2 separate regions of the Homo sapiens genome follow, and region 1 is linked to region 2. The links are chromatin loops, found by intact Hi-C in ENCODE. Cell type or tissue: Caco-2. All regions are shown on one strand.

Evidence for each region. Hi-C counts contacts between places; a loop is a spot of excess contacts. Peaks named below come from ENCODE experiments on the same cell type or tissue, not always from the same donor. Only the 100,000 strongest peaks of a DNase experiment are listed, where the experiment ranks them.
Region 1: it touches region 2 in a loop (20-fold over the local background); 1 of 110 quality-filtered maps calls a loop at or near these places.

The regions. Positions count from the first base shown.
Region 1 is chr5:156,831,506-156,839,505 of GRCh38, forward strand. No RefSeq gene overlaps it. Among named protein-coding and RNA genes, the nearest start is that of PPP1R2B, 15 kb to the right of the region's middle. In Caco-2, a CTCF peak has its summit at 4,634 (motif pointing right); no DNase peak of the experiment used is centred here.
Region 2 is chr5:157,064,077-157,072,076 of GRCh38, forward strand. It overlaps a transcript of HAVCR1 not described here. Among named protein-coding and RNA genes, the nearest start is that of HAVCR1, 9.0 kb to the left of the region's middle. In Caco-2, no CTCF peak of the experiment used is centred here; DNase peaks (open chromatin) are centred at 1,395, 3,112 and 6,015.

The DNA of each region.
Region 1 (8,000 bases), 230 kb before region 2:
TCTGTGCTTAAGCAGAGGACTTAATGGAATCGCTCAGGAAGGAGATTTGAAGCAGCAGGTAGGGGAGCACTTACGAAATGCTTCTCAGTGGAAGAGGCATCCAGGCTGAGCCCAAAAGGGTGGGGAAAGGCTTTCCATGTTGAGAGAACATGGAAAGTGCAAAATCCTGCAAGCATTGAGAACTTGCCTCTGTGGAGGAAGTACTAGCCCCATGGCTGGAATTTAGAATGGGATGGCCGGAGTAAAGAAAGACATAAGTGGAAATGACATCTTTCTTTGCTGGCTTCTTAGTCTCCAAGTGTCCACAACTTTCTGTAGAAATTTACTCCTTCTCCTGCTTTTCTGGTGCAGTTAACAATTCATATTTTAAGTCTTAAAATTGACTCCGTTGTGTTCCTTTCTCTTGCCTCTGCATTTACCACCTTGCCATGTCTTATTAAATTATCTGATATCTATTCCTTTTGTTATTTCCAATACCACATTTGGGGCATACTTTCATTCACCACAAGTCTAGACAAGAGCAATATCCCACCAGCCTACGGTTTTCAACCCACCTTCCCAAAACCCACATGCCACGCCAGGTCGTGGGTCTCCAGGACACAGGGCAAAAACTGGCATTTCACCCCACACACACATATGCAATACAAATGACACTGAAAACTGGGAGAGACATCTAGCCTTGCTGGCAACCAAAATAAATGCAGGCAATAAAGTTTTTACTTCTCAGACTTTGAAACAACCAGCAATACCCACTGCGGACAGAGATGTGGGAAATGGGCACGCACAGATTCTTTGGGGAGTCTAAACTGATAAAACTATTGTGGAAAGTAGTGCAGTCATGGGTATTGACATCCTTAAAAAGGTTCTTGTCCTTTCCCAGTAATTCCCCTTCAAAGTGTTTCCCCTTAGAAATAATCTGGGCTGGGCATGGTGGCTTGTACCTATAATCCCAGCTACTTGGTAGGGTGAGGCAGGAGGTCAGGAGTTCAAGACCAGCTTGGGCAAAATAGCGAGATCATGTCTCTTAAAAAATAATTAACAAATTAGCTGGGCACTGTGGCAGGTGCCTGTAGTCCCGAGCTACTTTGGAGGATGAGGTGGGAGGATCCTCACAAGACATATAGGATGCTTATTATAGCATAATCAAAAACAGAAAACAAACTATATAACAATTATCAATTGGTTTAATAGCTACGGAATATATATGAGATATATATATATGAATACCACTCAGCTAATAGACATGATACTGTAGATATACATTTATTGACATTAAAAAAATGTCAATATGGGCTGGGCATGGTGACTCACGCCTGTAATCTCAGCACTTTGGGAGGCCAAGGTGGGCGGATCACTTGAGCCAAGGAGTTCAAGACCAACCTGGGCAACATGGTGAGACTTCGTCTTTACCAAAAATACAGAAATATAGCCAGGTGTGGTGATGCATGCCTATGGTCCCACCAGCTACTTGGGAGGCTGAGGTGGGAGGATTGCTTAAGCATGGGGGCAGAGGTTGCATGAGCCAATATTGCACCACTGCACTCCAGCTTGGTTGACAGAGTGAGACCCTCTCTCAAAAAAAATAAATAAATAAAAAATCAATACGAATACACGCATTATTTATATGTGTGGGTTTATATGTGTATATGTATATACATGCTTATATATAAAGTGAAAAAGCCTCTAGGCAATTAAAAAAAAAAGCCTGGGTAGTATGGTCTCATTTTGTAAATATCTACATATGAGTAACCCAAGTAAATTCCATAGCCAAATCTTGCCGCAATATGATAACTAAAGAAAAATAATCCATATATTAGAAAAACAGAAAAGGTTTACATCAAAGTAACACAGACCTGAAACTAACAGTGAATTCTTACTTAGACCAAAGGAGATCCAATGTTTCACCCCAAACAATACTTCTTATGCCCTCTTTTGCCCTTTTCTTTCTAATCTCTTACTATCTTACAACCTGATGCTGCACAGAATCCTTCATCTTCCTCTGTTCTTCTCTCTCCACCACCCACAAAAAATCTGACTCATGTTTCTTTCCTCACTCCTGTTTCTATAGAGGCCTCTACTCCTATTTTTTCCCCTCACTCTACTGCAAGGCAGCTACATTCCTCTCCAAAGGCTATTCTGGTCTTCAGTGATCTCCAAACTGATAAACTGGGGAAGGGAAAGGGAGAGAAGAGAGATGGGAAAAGGGAGGGAGGAGGTATAGAGTAACCTCGCCCTCTGGGACAGTTCCCAGATGGCAATATAAAAATATTAGTTATGTCTACTGAATAAAGATTCTTGGAAATAATTCATTTTCATGATCAAATGTGGCTGGCACAAAACTCATAAAGACAGAATAGATTAGAGGTCACCAAGGGCTAGGAGAAAGGAGGAAGGAGTTACTGCTTAATGGGTACAGAGTGTCTGTTTGGGGTGATGAAAAAGTTTTGGAATAGTGGTGATGGTGGGGACTATAGTAAATAATAATGTATTACATATTTCAAAATAGGTAAAAGAGGATTTTAAAAGTTCTCTGCACAAAATGATAAATATTTGAGGTCACAGATAAGCTAATTAGCCTGACTTGCTCACTCCACTATGAATACACTTGTCAGAACATCACATTGTATCCCATAAATATAATTATTATTTGTCAGTCAAAAGAAAAATTAAAAATAGTTTAAAATGTCTGGACACAGAATAAAAAATGTGTTTTAAATCATTAAAATGGCAAATTTTATAAGATATTTATATTTGTGTGTATACACACACACACACATATACATACACACACACATATATATACACCACAATTTTTCTTTTTTTTTTTTTTTTTTTTTTGAGACAGAGTCTGGTTGTGTTGCCCAGGCTAGAGTGCAGTGGTTCAATCTCAGCTCACTGCAACCTCTACCTCCCAAGTTCAAGCAATTCTCCTGCCTCAGCCTCCCGAGTAGCCAGGATTACAGGCATGTGCCACCACGTCCAGCTAATTTTTGTATATTTAGTAGAGACAGGGTTTCACCACGTGGCCAGGCTGGTGTCGAACTCCTGACCTCAAGTGATCTGCCTACCTCAGTCTCCCAAAGTGCTGAGATTACAGGCGTGAGCCACCACACCTGTCCTATTAACCACAATTTTAAAAAGGGAGGTCTGGCACAGACTTTGCTCTTTTGCCTCCTTTGTCCTTTCTTCCTGTCCAGAGTACAGATCATGCCCAAATCACATAAGAACCATCTAGAGACCAAGAGGTAATTAGCAAGAGGATGAAAGCAACATAGTATTCATGATGACAAAGTAGAAAAATAGCCTCGGGGTCCCTGTGGCACTAGCAGCCTCACAGTCCAAGCCGACTTCCCCCAGGTTTTTTATTATGAAAGAAAAATGAAGTCTTCTTTGCTTAAGGTACTTAGCAAATTTTCCATTACTTGCTGCTAAATACACTCCTAATAGATACAGCTCCCTGTTGCCTACTCACAGAAATGCCTAGCAAGGCGTCTAAGACCCTTCCCAGTCTTGCCCCCACCTCCCTTTGCAGATTTCTCTCACCCTTTTTTCTCATAAGAACTCGACTCCAACTTTGCTTTCTCTAAACAGAATGTTCACCACCCTGCTCTGTGTCATCGCTCACGGCAGCTCCCTACTTTGCATGCCCTCCCCCGACCACCTTTGCTTAGCTACTCTTCAGCTCCACCTCTCCCAGAAACACTTTACCTTGCTCCAGCAAGAAGTAAAATGCTCCTTCTTCTGAAATTCAAAGAGCGCTATTTGTATGCCATCTATCACCAGTATCCAATCCATCAGCAAGTCTTTTCAGACCTATTTTCATACTGCATCTCCCCAAAAACCACTTCCAGACATGACTACTCATATTATCTACTGCACACCACTTTTAGCTCTCATATGGATACCCAAAATGGCCCTGATCTGGCCTACGTATTCCATTCTTACCCCTCTCCCTCTGGTCCATTTCTAACACAGGTGCCAGAATAATCTTTTTTAAAATGTTAAGTCAGATCATGTCATTTCCTGCTCAGACCCTCCAGATGGCTTCCCAACGTCCTTGGAATAAAATCCAAATTCCTTTCCGTGAACCACCTGCCCAGCACCTCACAATGTGGTCCATTCTCCCTCTTCAACTCCATTTTTGCTCCTTTCCACCTGTTCACTCTCACTCAGCCATGTTAGCCATCCTCTGTTCCTTGACAGCGCCAGTCTAATTCCAGACTTAAGGCATTTGCACTTGGCATTCCCTCTGCCTGGAATGATCTCCTCCCAAATCTATACATAACTCATTCCCTAACTTTTCTGCTTCAATGTCATCACCCCAGATAGGCCTTCCCAGACCACCTTACCTAAGATAGATGACCCAAACACACTATCTAACCTTCATTATGCTTTGTCTTTGTAGCATTTACCTGACCCTGAGTTTATATATACATGTATTTTTTAAATTTTCTTGTTTATTATGTAACTCCCCTCTGGATCGTCAGCTCTGGCAGAGCAGGGGCTGTGTTCCGTCCATCACTGTGTCTCTAGCACCTGCCACAGTGCCTGGCACATAGTAGGTGTGGCTACTGTAACTCCTTCCTGTTTGTTTACAATCTGAGTACCTGCTTCATTATGGCCACTAGGTGGATATCTACAACTTGAAGTCACATCCAATGTTTCCTCCAGTTCTTCCTCCTTCTCCTGCCTCCTCCATCCTGCCATTCACCCTCTATACCTATTACAAAGCATAGAACATCGAAATATTGGAAAAATGAAAGAGCTTTTCATTTCTGGTTTTATTTTAAGTGTATCAGCAATCTCTTTCTTAATATGTAATCTTACCTAAGCTAACAAAAATTGTCTTCCACCAATATTTAATTACTCTTCCACAAAATGGTAAAAACTCGATATCGCTTCTTTCCATTTATATAAGGTCTTACATTTTAAATAATTTTGATACTAATGACTATATCATTTTATTCTATTTTTCTTTCATTAGAGAAAGTGAAGTTCTATTTTTTATTTTTATTTTATTTTGAGACAGAGTCTCATTCTTGTCACCCAGGCTGGAGTGCAGTGGTGTGATCTTGGCTTACTGCAACCTCTGCCTCCTAGGTTCAAGCGATGCTCCTGCCTCAGCCTCCCAAGTAGCTGGGAGCTCACCACCATGCCCAGCTAATTTTTGTACTTTTAGTAGAGACGGGGTTTCACCATGTTGGCCAGGCTGGTCTTGAACTCCTGACCTCAGATGATCCGCCCCCCTCGGCCTCCCAAAGTGCTGGGATTATAGGCATGAGCCACCGCAACCAACTGAAGTTCTATTTTTCAATTTCATTAGAAAAAGCAAAGCCACTTTGAATCCTTCTTGCAAATAGACATAAATATATTTTTAAATACAAAAGATAGTTTAAAAATCTTAACAAATAATGGTGTACTATTTAAAAGAACAGAATCACTAGCAACCACGAGCCCTTACACACAAATATTTGTTAGCTTCTCTTTCTATTTCTGCTTGGAATCATTCCACTAGCTGACTGCTACTGAAATCTAATTTTCCAAGTTTCTTAAGAATACCCTTTCAATGCCAAGTCTCATTCCAAACAGCAAATCTCATTGACCTACGCCCATGACTGAAGTTCTAATGACTAAAATCCTTCAGCAGCGCTACTATTTCAGATCAAGTTATTAAAACTATAGTTCCCCTCAAATGCACATTGATTAGTGAAAGAAGCCAGCCTGACTGGCAACACACTGTAGGATTCTATACGACAATCTGAAAAAGGCAAAAATATAGAGGGTAGAAAGATCAGTGGTTGAATGTACTATCACTAAATTCTACACTTAAAAATGGTAAAAATGGCAAGTTTTATGTCATGTATACTTTACCATAATTTGTTTGTTTGCTTTTTGAGACAGTCTTGCTCTGTCACCCAGGCTGAAGTGCAGTGTTGTGATATCTGCTAACTGCCACCTCCACCTCCTGGTTCGAGAGATCCTCCCAACTCAGCCTCCTGGGTAGCTGGAACTACAGGCACACACTGCTATGCCCAGCTAATTTTTTGTTTTAGTTTTTGTTTTGTTTTGTTTTGTTTTTTGTTTTTTTTTTTTAGTAGAGATGGGGTTTCACCATTTCGGCCAGTCTGGTCTCAAACTCCTGACCTCAAGTGATCCACTCACCTTGGCCTCTCAAAGTGCAGGGATTACAGGCATGAGCCACTGTTCCTGGCTGGTTTTACCATAATTTGTTGAAGGGCAAAAAAAAAAAAAAAAAAAAAAAAAAGAGCAAGTGTCAGAGGTGCAGGATGAGAGGTGAGGAGGAGTAATAGGTAAATCACAGGGTGGGTTTTAGAGTGGTAAAATTATTTTGTATAATACCATAGCCAAGAAAGCCATGAATGCATAAGCACGTGCATGTGTCAAAATACACGGAGCTGTCAAACACAGAGAGTGAACCCTAATATAAACCGTGGATTTAAGGCCCAGCATGGTGGCTCACACCTGTAATTCCAGCACTTTGGGAGGCCGAGGCAGGCGGATCACTTTGAGCTCAGGAGTTCGAGACCAGCTTGGGCAACATGGTAAAACCCCATCTCTACAAAAAACACAAAAATTAGCTGGGCGTGGTGGCTTGCACCTGTGGTCCCAACTACTTGAGAGGCTAAGGCTGGAGAATAGCTTGAGCTAGGAAGCAGAGGTTGCAGTGAGCCGAGATCAGGCCACTGCACTCCAGCCCGGGTGACAGAGTGAAATCCTGTCTCAAAAATAAATAAATAAATAAATAAACAAACAAACAAACAAACAAACTATGGACTTTAGTTAATAAGAATGTACCAGTATTGGCTCACCAATTGTAAGAAATGTACCATACAAATGTAAGATGTTAATAACAGAGGAATCTGAAGGAAGGCGGGGAGAGTATATGGGAACACTGTACTTTCTGCTCAATTTTCTGTAAACAAAAAACTGCTCTAAAAATAAAGTCTATCAATTAAAAAATAAGAAACAAAACTTAGTTCCTGTTTTGGTCATAAATGTCTAATTAAAGAGAAGTTTTCTTAAAAAAAAAAAAAAGTCCTTCGTGCCAAATTGCCAAATTGTAGATCTAGGTAAATATTACCTTAATTGCATGTTCATATTTCTTCTTTGTGGATGAGTTTTCTATTTAATAAGTACCTCTATCTTTAAACATCAGACAGCTCATTGGAGACAGATATTTATTAAATGCCCATTCTTTGCAAGGCTATGTAGTAGGCATTAATATACTTTTAAATAAATAAAGCAAAATCTTGTATTGCAAATCACGCTTGGGAAGAGGGAAGAGGAAAGAAAGATTTCCATGGGATTTCCCTGGATGGTTTTTTCAGGGTACACAGGTCACCTTGCTCCTGAATCATTCTTCTCAGCAATCTCAAAGGAAACTGGGACTCTCTCTCCTATCTTTTGTACATTTTTATGGATTCCTTGGCTTCTCTCTACAGCAAGAAGATAATTTCCTAGAGCAAACAGCCACATTGATATTCATGGGATAAACGGTTTGTAACGGAACAGCAACACCCCGCTAATGTAAATTTCATACACAGCTTCCAAAAGGTTAAACAATGCCGCTTAGCTCTACTGTGCCCGGAAAGCAAATGACAGCAGGAGGCTCAACCTTGGCACCAACCTTGGCAGGAGGCTCAACCAGGCTGAGTCCTCAAACAGAAATTTCTTTCAGTAACAAGGTCTTGCTCTCTGCTTGGGAGAGATGTTCAGTGCCCTGTAACAGTCTAAGTCCCCTGGAAACTAACAACTCAGACACAAACAAGCCCCATTCAACTTTCTCAACTCAAAAAGGAAAGACCACAGGCAAAGAATGAGGGAAAAGCAAAGACAGAAATATTTTCAAGTTTTCTTTATGAGTACATATTTTTAAACAGCTTTCCCACATATGCTTGCTGAATACCTTTATCCTCTCCACTGTTCCTTTACTCAATGCTCTGACTCCATCCTCTCACATTCAGACAGTATTTATTGAG
Region 2 (8,000 bases):
CATAGGGTGACAGTATCTAACTTCCTTTGAGAAGGACCACTGTGGTTGCTAGATTGAGAAGCAGGAAGACCTGTCAGGAGACTATGGAAAGATTCCAGAAGAGATGGGTTAGCAGTGGAAGTGGTCAATGAACTTTCCTCACTCAACCTAGAGTAGCCAGATGTGATGGCTCACAGCTGTAATCCCTGGACTTTGGGAGGCCAAGGCGGGAGGACTGCTTGAGCCCAGGAGCTCAGGGCAACATAGTGAGACCCTGTCTCTACAAAAAAAAAAAAAAAAGAAAGAAAAAGAAAAATTAGCCAGGCATGCTGGCATGCAACTTGTAGTCCCAGCTACTAAAGAGGCTGAGGCAGGAGAATGGCTTGAGCCAAGGAGGTGGAGAAGGTGGAGCAAACAGGATTTCCTGTAGGATATGAGGAGAAAGGGCCTAAGATGACTCCAAGGATTTCGGCCTGAGCCACGGGAAGAGCTGGAGGTTCCAGCCAATTAAGACAAGGAGAGCTGCAAAGGCTGGGCTCAGTGGCTCACACCTGTAATCCTAACACCTTGGGAGGCCAAGGCAGGTGGATCACCTGAGGTCAGGAGTTCAAGACCAACCTGGCCAACATGGCAAAACCCTGTCTCTACTAAAAATACAAAAATTTAGCCAGGCATGGTCGTGGGTGCCTGTAATCTGAGCTACTCAGGAGGCTGAGCCAGGAGAATTGCTTGAACCCAGGAGGCAGAGGTTGGAGTGAGCCAAGATCGTGACACTGCACTCTAGTCTGGGCAACAGAGCAAGACTCCATCTCAAAAAAAACAAAAAACAAAAAACAAAAACCTGCATGACCACAGGTTTTAGAGGAAATATTCAGGGTTTTAAGTATGTTGAGTTTGACATGTCTTAGACCTGTGTGGAGACTGCTGGAGTTCAGGAGGGAGGTCTGAGCTAAAGATACAGTTACAAGTTACTGGCTTAGAAATGGTATTGGCTGGGTGCGGTGGCTCACGCCTGTAATCCCAGCACTTTGGGAGGCCGAGGTGGGCGGATCACGAGATCGAGACTGTGCTGGGTAACACGATGAAACCCCGTCTCTACTGAAAATACAAAAAATTAGCCAGGCGTGGTGGCAGGTGCCTGTAGTCCCAGCTACTCGGGAGGCTGAGGCAGGAGAATGGTGTGAACCTGGGAGGCGGAGCTTGCAGTGAGCTGAGATCGCGCCACTGCGCGACAGAGCGAGACTCCGCCTCAAAAAAAAAAAAATGGTATTTTAAAGCCAGGAGCCTGAATGAGGTAGGAATTCAAAGGATGAGATTCAAAGGAATGCCTGATGCTAAGGACTAGGTCCTGGGGCCTTCCAGCATCAAAAGATTAAAATGGGGACAAGCATGTTGACTCATGCAGGTAATCCCAACACTTTGGGAGACCGGGGCAGGCTGATAACTTAAGGTCAGGAGTTCCAGGTCAGCCTGGCCAACATGGTGAAACACCATCTCTACATAAGAATAAATTTTAAGGCCGGGTGTGGCGACTCACACCTGCAGTCTTAGCACTTTAGGAGACCAAGGCAGGCTGATCACTTGAGGTCAGGAGTTCCAGGCCAGCCTGGCCAACATGGTGAAACCCCGTCTCTACTAAAAACACAAAAATTGGCCGGGTGTGATGGCGCATGCCTGTAATCCCAGCTACTCAGGAGGCTGAGGCAGGAGAATTGCTTGAACCTGGGAGGCAGAGGTCGCAGTGAGCCGAGATCATGCCACTGCACTCCAGCTTGAGTGACAGAGCAAGACTCCGTCTCAAAAAAAAAAATTAATTAATTTTAAAAAAATTTGTTAAAGCTGAGGTGGAAATTAGCCGGGCGTGGTGGCGGGCGCCTATAGTCCCAGCTACTCAGGAGGCTGAGGCAGGAGAATGGCGTGAACCTGGGAGGCGGAGCTTGCAGTGAGCCGAGATCGCACCACTGCACTCCAGCCTGGGCGAGAGAGCGAGACTCCGTCTTAAAAAAAAAAAAAAAAAAAAATGCTGAGGTGGAAGAGGCACCAATACAGAAATGGAAGCAGCCCAAGGAGGTAAGAGAAAAAGCAAAAAGGTCCTAGAAGCCAAGTGAAGCAAACGCATCAAAGAACAGGCAGCAATCATGAGTCAAATGCTGCAAAGGAAAGGAATAAGATTTGTCATAGACTGAGCAAGCTGGAGATTATCAGTGAGCCCCAGTACTTTATACTGCAGTAAAAAGTTTACAAGAAGGAAAATCAGGAGATAATTGAATACAGGAAACACTTTCAAGGAGTTTGCATGGAGAAAAGCAGTTGGACTTGAGTGCCTATAGTACCAGCCATTTGGGAGGCTAAGCGGGAGGGATCACTTGAGCCCAGGAGTTTGAGGCTGCAGTGAGATATGGTAGTACTACTGCATTCCAGCCTGAGTGACAGAGTGAGTCCCCATCTTCCAAAAAAAAAATAAAAGTTTTGCAAAAATGGAAGGAGAAAATCCTGGGTGTTTTTTTTTTAAGTGATAAAAATAACAGCATGTTTGTATGATCTGGAGACAATCAAGGGGAAGAAAGGGAAAATTTGCTGGGGCAACAAGTAAACAGAGGAGTGTGATCCTTTGTCCAAGTAGAAGGTTCTAATTCACAACCAGGGATAGCCTGTTGGTGCACACGCTAAGTGGGCACATATGTCTGGGGAAACTCCAGGTTGATTGCTTCCTCAGTGAAAAAGGAAACAGTTAAAAGTTAGCAGTAAGGGCCGGGCACGGTGGCTCATGCCTGTAATCCCAGCACTTTGGGAGGCTGAGGCAGGCGGATCACTGGAGGTCGGGAGTTCGAGACCAGCCTGACCAACACAGAGAAACCCTGTCTCTACTAAAAATACAAAATTAGCCGGGCGTGGTGGTACATGCTTGTAATCCCAGCTACTCAGGAGGCTGAGGCATGAGAATCACTTGAACCCGGGAGGCGGAGATTGTGGTTAGCAGTAAGGATGGGGAAGAGGTTTGGGGAATTTGAAGAGAGCTTTAGGAGAGCAAATGAAGTAAGGACAAATGTTCCACCATCTGGCAGCACTCAGGTATCACTGGAAGTAGGAGGTCATGTGGTTGATGCTCTGCAGCTACCTGCAGGTGCAGGCTATGGGGGAGGAAGAGGACTCACATCAGCAGATAACTTCTTAATCTTCCCATGTATTTCTCTAAAATCATTTCCACTTCAAAGGCATTTAATGGCTTGCCAGTGCCTTTAAGGCAAAGTCCAAACTCTAAAAGCTGCCCACCTTCCCAGGCTGGTCACACCCTATCACTCTAAGCTTCACAAAGTTCCAAACAAACCAAATTGCTTATACTCACTAATCTTTGCAAGCTCAATAATTTCTAACACATGAGACTACTACAAACCTTCAAAAATCAGCAGCCCAGCCTGAGCAACAGAGTGAGTCCCCATCTCTACAAAAAATAAAAATAAAAAAATTAGCTGTGCATGGTTGCACAAGTGTGTGGTCCCAACTACCTGGAAGGCTGAGATTGAAGGATCAATTGAGCAGGGGTCAAGGCTGCAAGGAGCTGTGATTGCACCCCTGCATTCCAGCCTGGGCAGCAGAACCAGACCCTTTCTCTCTCTCTCTCTTTTTCTTTATTTTTATTTTTATTTTTTGAGACAAAGTTTCACTTTTGTTGCCCAGGCTGGAGTGCAATGGCTCGATCTCGGCCCACTGCAACCTCCGCCTCCCGGGTTAAAGCGATTCTCCTGTGTCAGCTGGAATTACAGGCATGTGCCACCACACCCAGCTAATTTTTTGTATTTTTAGTAGAGACAGGGTTTCACCATGTTAGCAAGGATGGTCTCCATCTCCCAACCTCAGGTGATCTGCCTGCCTCGGCCTCCCAAAGTGCTGGGATTACAGGCGTGAGCCACCACTCCCGGTGAGCAAGACCCGTTCTCAAAACAAAACAGCCGGATGTATAATCCCAGCACTTTGGGAGGCCGAGGTAGACAGATCACTTGAGGTCAGGAGTTCCAGACCAGCCTGGCCAACATGGTGAAACCCCAACTGTACTAAAAATACAAAAAAATTAGCCAGGCATGGTTGCGGGTGCTTCTAGTCCCAACTACTCAGGAGGCTGAGGCAGGAGAATTGCTTGAACTTGGGAGGTGGAGGTTGCAGTGAGCTGAGATGGAGCCACTGCACCCCAGCCTGGGTGACAGAGCAAGATTCTGTCTCAAAAAGCAAAACAAAAAGTCAGCAGCAAGGCTGGGTGCTGTGGCTTACACCTGTAGGCCCAGCCCTTTGGGAGGCCGATGCAAGTGGATTGCTTGAGCCCAGAAGTTTGAGACCAGCCTGGGCAACATAGCGAAACCGTATCTCTACAAAAAAAATTTTTTTAATTAGCCGGGCATGGTGATGCACTCCTGTAGTCCCAGCTACTCAGGAGGCTGGGGTGGGAGGATCGCTTGGGCCCAGGAGTTCAAGGTTACAGTGAGCTATGATTGAGCCACTGCACTCCAGCCTGTGTAACAAAGCAAGACTCTGTCATAAAAGTCAGCAGCCAGTACTAGGCTTCTGCTTTACTGCACATTATCTTTATATGGGCTTTTTTTTTACATTTTTTTTTTTGAGACAGAGTTTTCTGGCTCACTTCATCCTCCACCTCCCAGGCTCAATCCATCCTCCTGCCTCAGCCTCCCCAGTAACTGAGACTGCAAGCATGTGCCACCACACTCAGCAAATTTTTCTATTATTTTTCAGGCGGATCTCACTATGTCGCCTAGGCTGGTCTCAGATTCCTGGGCTCAAGCAATCCCCCTGCTTCAGACTCCCAGAGCACTGGGATTATAGGCATGAGCCACCACGCCCCCTAATATTTTTACTTTAAAAATTATAAAACTACTAACAGAGCTATGCCCTCAACACATTTCCATATTATTACACAATACCCATCTTACAGATAAGGAGAAGCTCACCAAAAGTATGTATTGCGCCTAAAGTCACAGTTTCAAGCCAGCCTGAATAAATACGGCTTAACACAAATGTACCACACAATTTTCTGCAGTTTTAGTTTTTCCTCCTATTTCTCACACTAAACTTGCCCAGGCAAAGTTTAAATAAGGCCACTATGGCAGTCCATGATTCCATTGAAATAAAAGCCAATTTCTCAGGAAATCCAAAAAACTCTGTTTTATGTAAATTTCCCCTAAATTTCTTGGCTCAATCATTATTGTCCTTATATCTCATATAAAACTACGAAAGTCCAAGCAACTATATCCTGATTTTCTCTTTGTCATAAGTTTCCAGAGGACCGCACTTACCGGTTAGTTAGAAGGCGGTTTTCCAGCTTCTCCTCCCTCCTCCTGGTCTGTTTGTAGCCCTCCTCCAAAGATCTTTATAGATTAAGACTACTTTCTCCCAGAATTCCATTCTTTATCTCTTTGCCACACCTTTACATAAGAATACGGGGAAGCACGTTTGAACATTACATTTCTCCAGTTGGCTGATCTTTTTACTGGATTTGATCCACTTACAAATTTAAACAGATTACAGGGAGATTGTTACAGTACTTGTTCTCTACTGGGCATTTGTTTTGTTTTGTTTTTGTTTTTGTTTTTGTTTTGAGATGGAGTCTTGCTCCGTCCGTCGCCCAGGTTGGAGTGCAGTGGCCCAATCTCGGCTCACTGCAACCTCCACCTCCCGCGTTTAAGCGATTCTCCTGCCTCAGCCTCCTGAGTAGCTGGAACTAAAGCACTCGCTACCATGCCTGGCTAATTTTTGTATTTTTAGTAGAGTCGGGGTTTCACCATGTTGGCCAGGCTGGTCTCTAACTCCTGACCTCCAGTGATCCACCCCTCCCTGACCTCCTAAAGTGCCGTGATTACAGGCGGGAGCCACCACGCTCTGCTGGGCTATTTTTAAAGATTCAGCCAAGATCTGGATGTTAGGTCAGACTCCAGGCTTGAAAAACTATACAGACTTTGTGAACGCTGGTGCAGGAAAGGACTTTAAACTACCTGGGGCCAAGTTTCTCAATTTATAGTGAATAAACCAAGGTCCAAACAGTGGAATAGAGTGTGGGACCCACAGAAGCCACTGGGGGCAGAGGCAGAAATAAAAGCCAGGTTAACTTTTCCTATTCCACTGTTCTTGTTACGCAACAAACATTACTTCAATAAATATTTATTGAGCACCCCATGCTAAGAATGGAACACTTAGATTTTTCTTTCTTTCTTTCTTTCTTTTTTTTCTTAGACACGGTCTTGTTCTGTTGCCCAGGCTGGAGTGCAGTAGCACATTCATGGTTCACTGCAGCCTTGACTTCCTGGGCTCAAGCGATCCTTCTGCCTCAGCCTCCTGAGTAGCTCAAGCACTCGTCCCGCCTTGGCCTGCTAAAGTTCTGGGATTATGTGTGTGAGCCACCATGCCCAGCCTTCTTATTCATTCTTTCTATTTTTTTTTTTAACCCATTAAGCATTCTCACCCCCAAGAACAAGGTGTACGTTCTTGGCACCTTTGTCGAAAATGAGTTCACCGTAGGTGTGGCATGGGGCTTTTACCAGATGGGATTAGAGAAGTTTTTAAAGAACTCTGTACACTCCCAAACCAAGACCACCACAGGACCTGGACACCAAATTGAACTGCTCATGACAGTAAGTAACGACTATGTAAAACGTATGCTGAGTTCTATCAAAACCTTTATCAAAACGTTGTGCTAGTGGTGGGCATTGTGGCTTTAAAAAATGTTGACTCTGCTTAATAATGATATATGTTGATAAAATGCCAACTTTTTATTGGGAACTATGACATGGAAATATTTTCAAGAAATATGGCTGGGATGGCTGGGTGTGGTGGTTCACACCTATAATCCCAGAACTTTAGAGGCTGAGGTGGGAGGATCACTTGAAGCCAAGAGTTCTAGTCCAGCCTAGCCGACATGGTGAACTTAGTATTTAGTATTTTATTGTATTTTATTTATTTTTGAGACAAAGTCTCGCTCTGTTGCCTAGGCTGGAGTGCAGTGACACAATTTCAGCTCACTGCAACCTCCACCTCCCAGGTTCAAGTGATTCTCCTGCCTCAGCCTCCCTAGTAGCTAGAACTACAGGCTTTTGCCACCACACCTGGCTAATTTTTATATTTTTAGTAGAGATGGGGTTTCACCATGTTGGCCAGGCTGGTCTCTAATTCCTAACCTCAGGTGTTCCACCCACCTCAGCCTCCCAAAGTGCTGGGATTACAAGTGTGAGCCACTGGGCCCGGCCAGTATTTAGTATTTAGACACTACTAAAAAAAGAAAAAAATTAACTGGCAGTTGTAGCACATGCCTGTAATTCCAGTTACTCTGAACGCTGAGCCACAAGAATTGTTTGAACCCAGGAGGCAGAGGTTGCAATGAGCCAAGACGGCACCACTGCACTACAGCCTGGGTGACAGAATGAGACTCTGTTTAAAAATAAAAAGAAAAGAAGTATTTCCAGGAAATATTAAATTAGGCCAGGCATGGTGGCAGGTGTCTGTAGTCCCAGCTACTAGAGAGGCTGAGGCAGGAGGATCACTTGAGCCCAGAGTTCGAGGCTGCAGTGAGCCGTGATTGCAACACTGCACTCCAGCCTGGGTGACAGAGGGAGACGCTGTCTCAAAAAAATACAAAAACAAACAAAAAAGAAATACTAGATCAAAAAAACAACAACACGGTGGCTCATGCCTGTTATCTCAGCACTTTAGGAGGCTGAGGTGGGAAGATCACTGAGTCCAGGAGTTTGAGACCAACCGGGGCAATGCAGTGAGACCTTGCATCTACGAAAAACAAAAATAGCTGAGTGTGGTGGCGTGTGCCTATAGTCCCAGATACTTGAGAGGCTGAGGTGAGAGGAAAACACAATTTAAAACACACACAAACACACACACACAACCACCACCACCTAGTTTATAGGAATCCATTTTTGCAAAAATGCTACAACAAAATGACACATATGTATGTATATATGTATATGTACCTATACGGAAAAGTTACAGGAAAGAATCTACGAAACTAG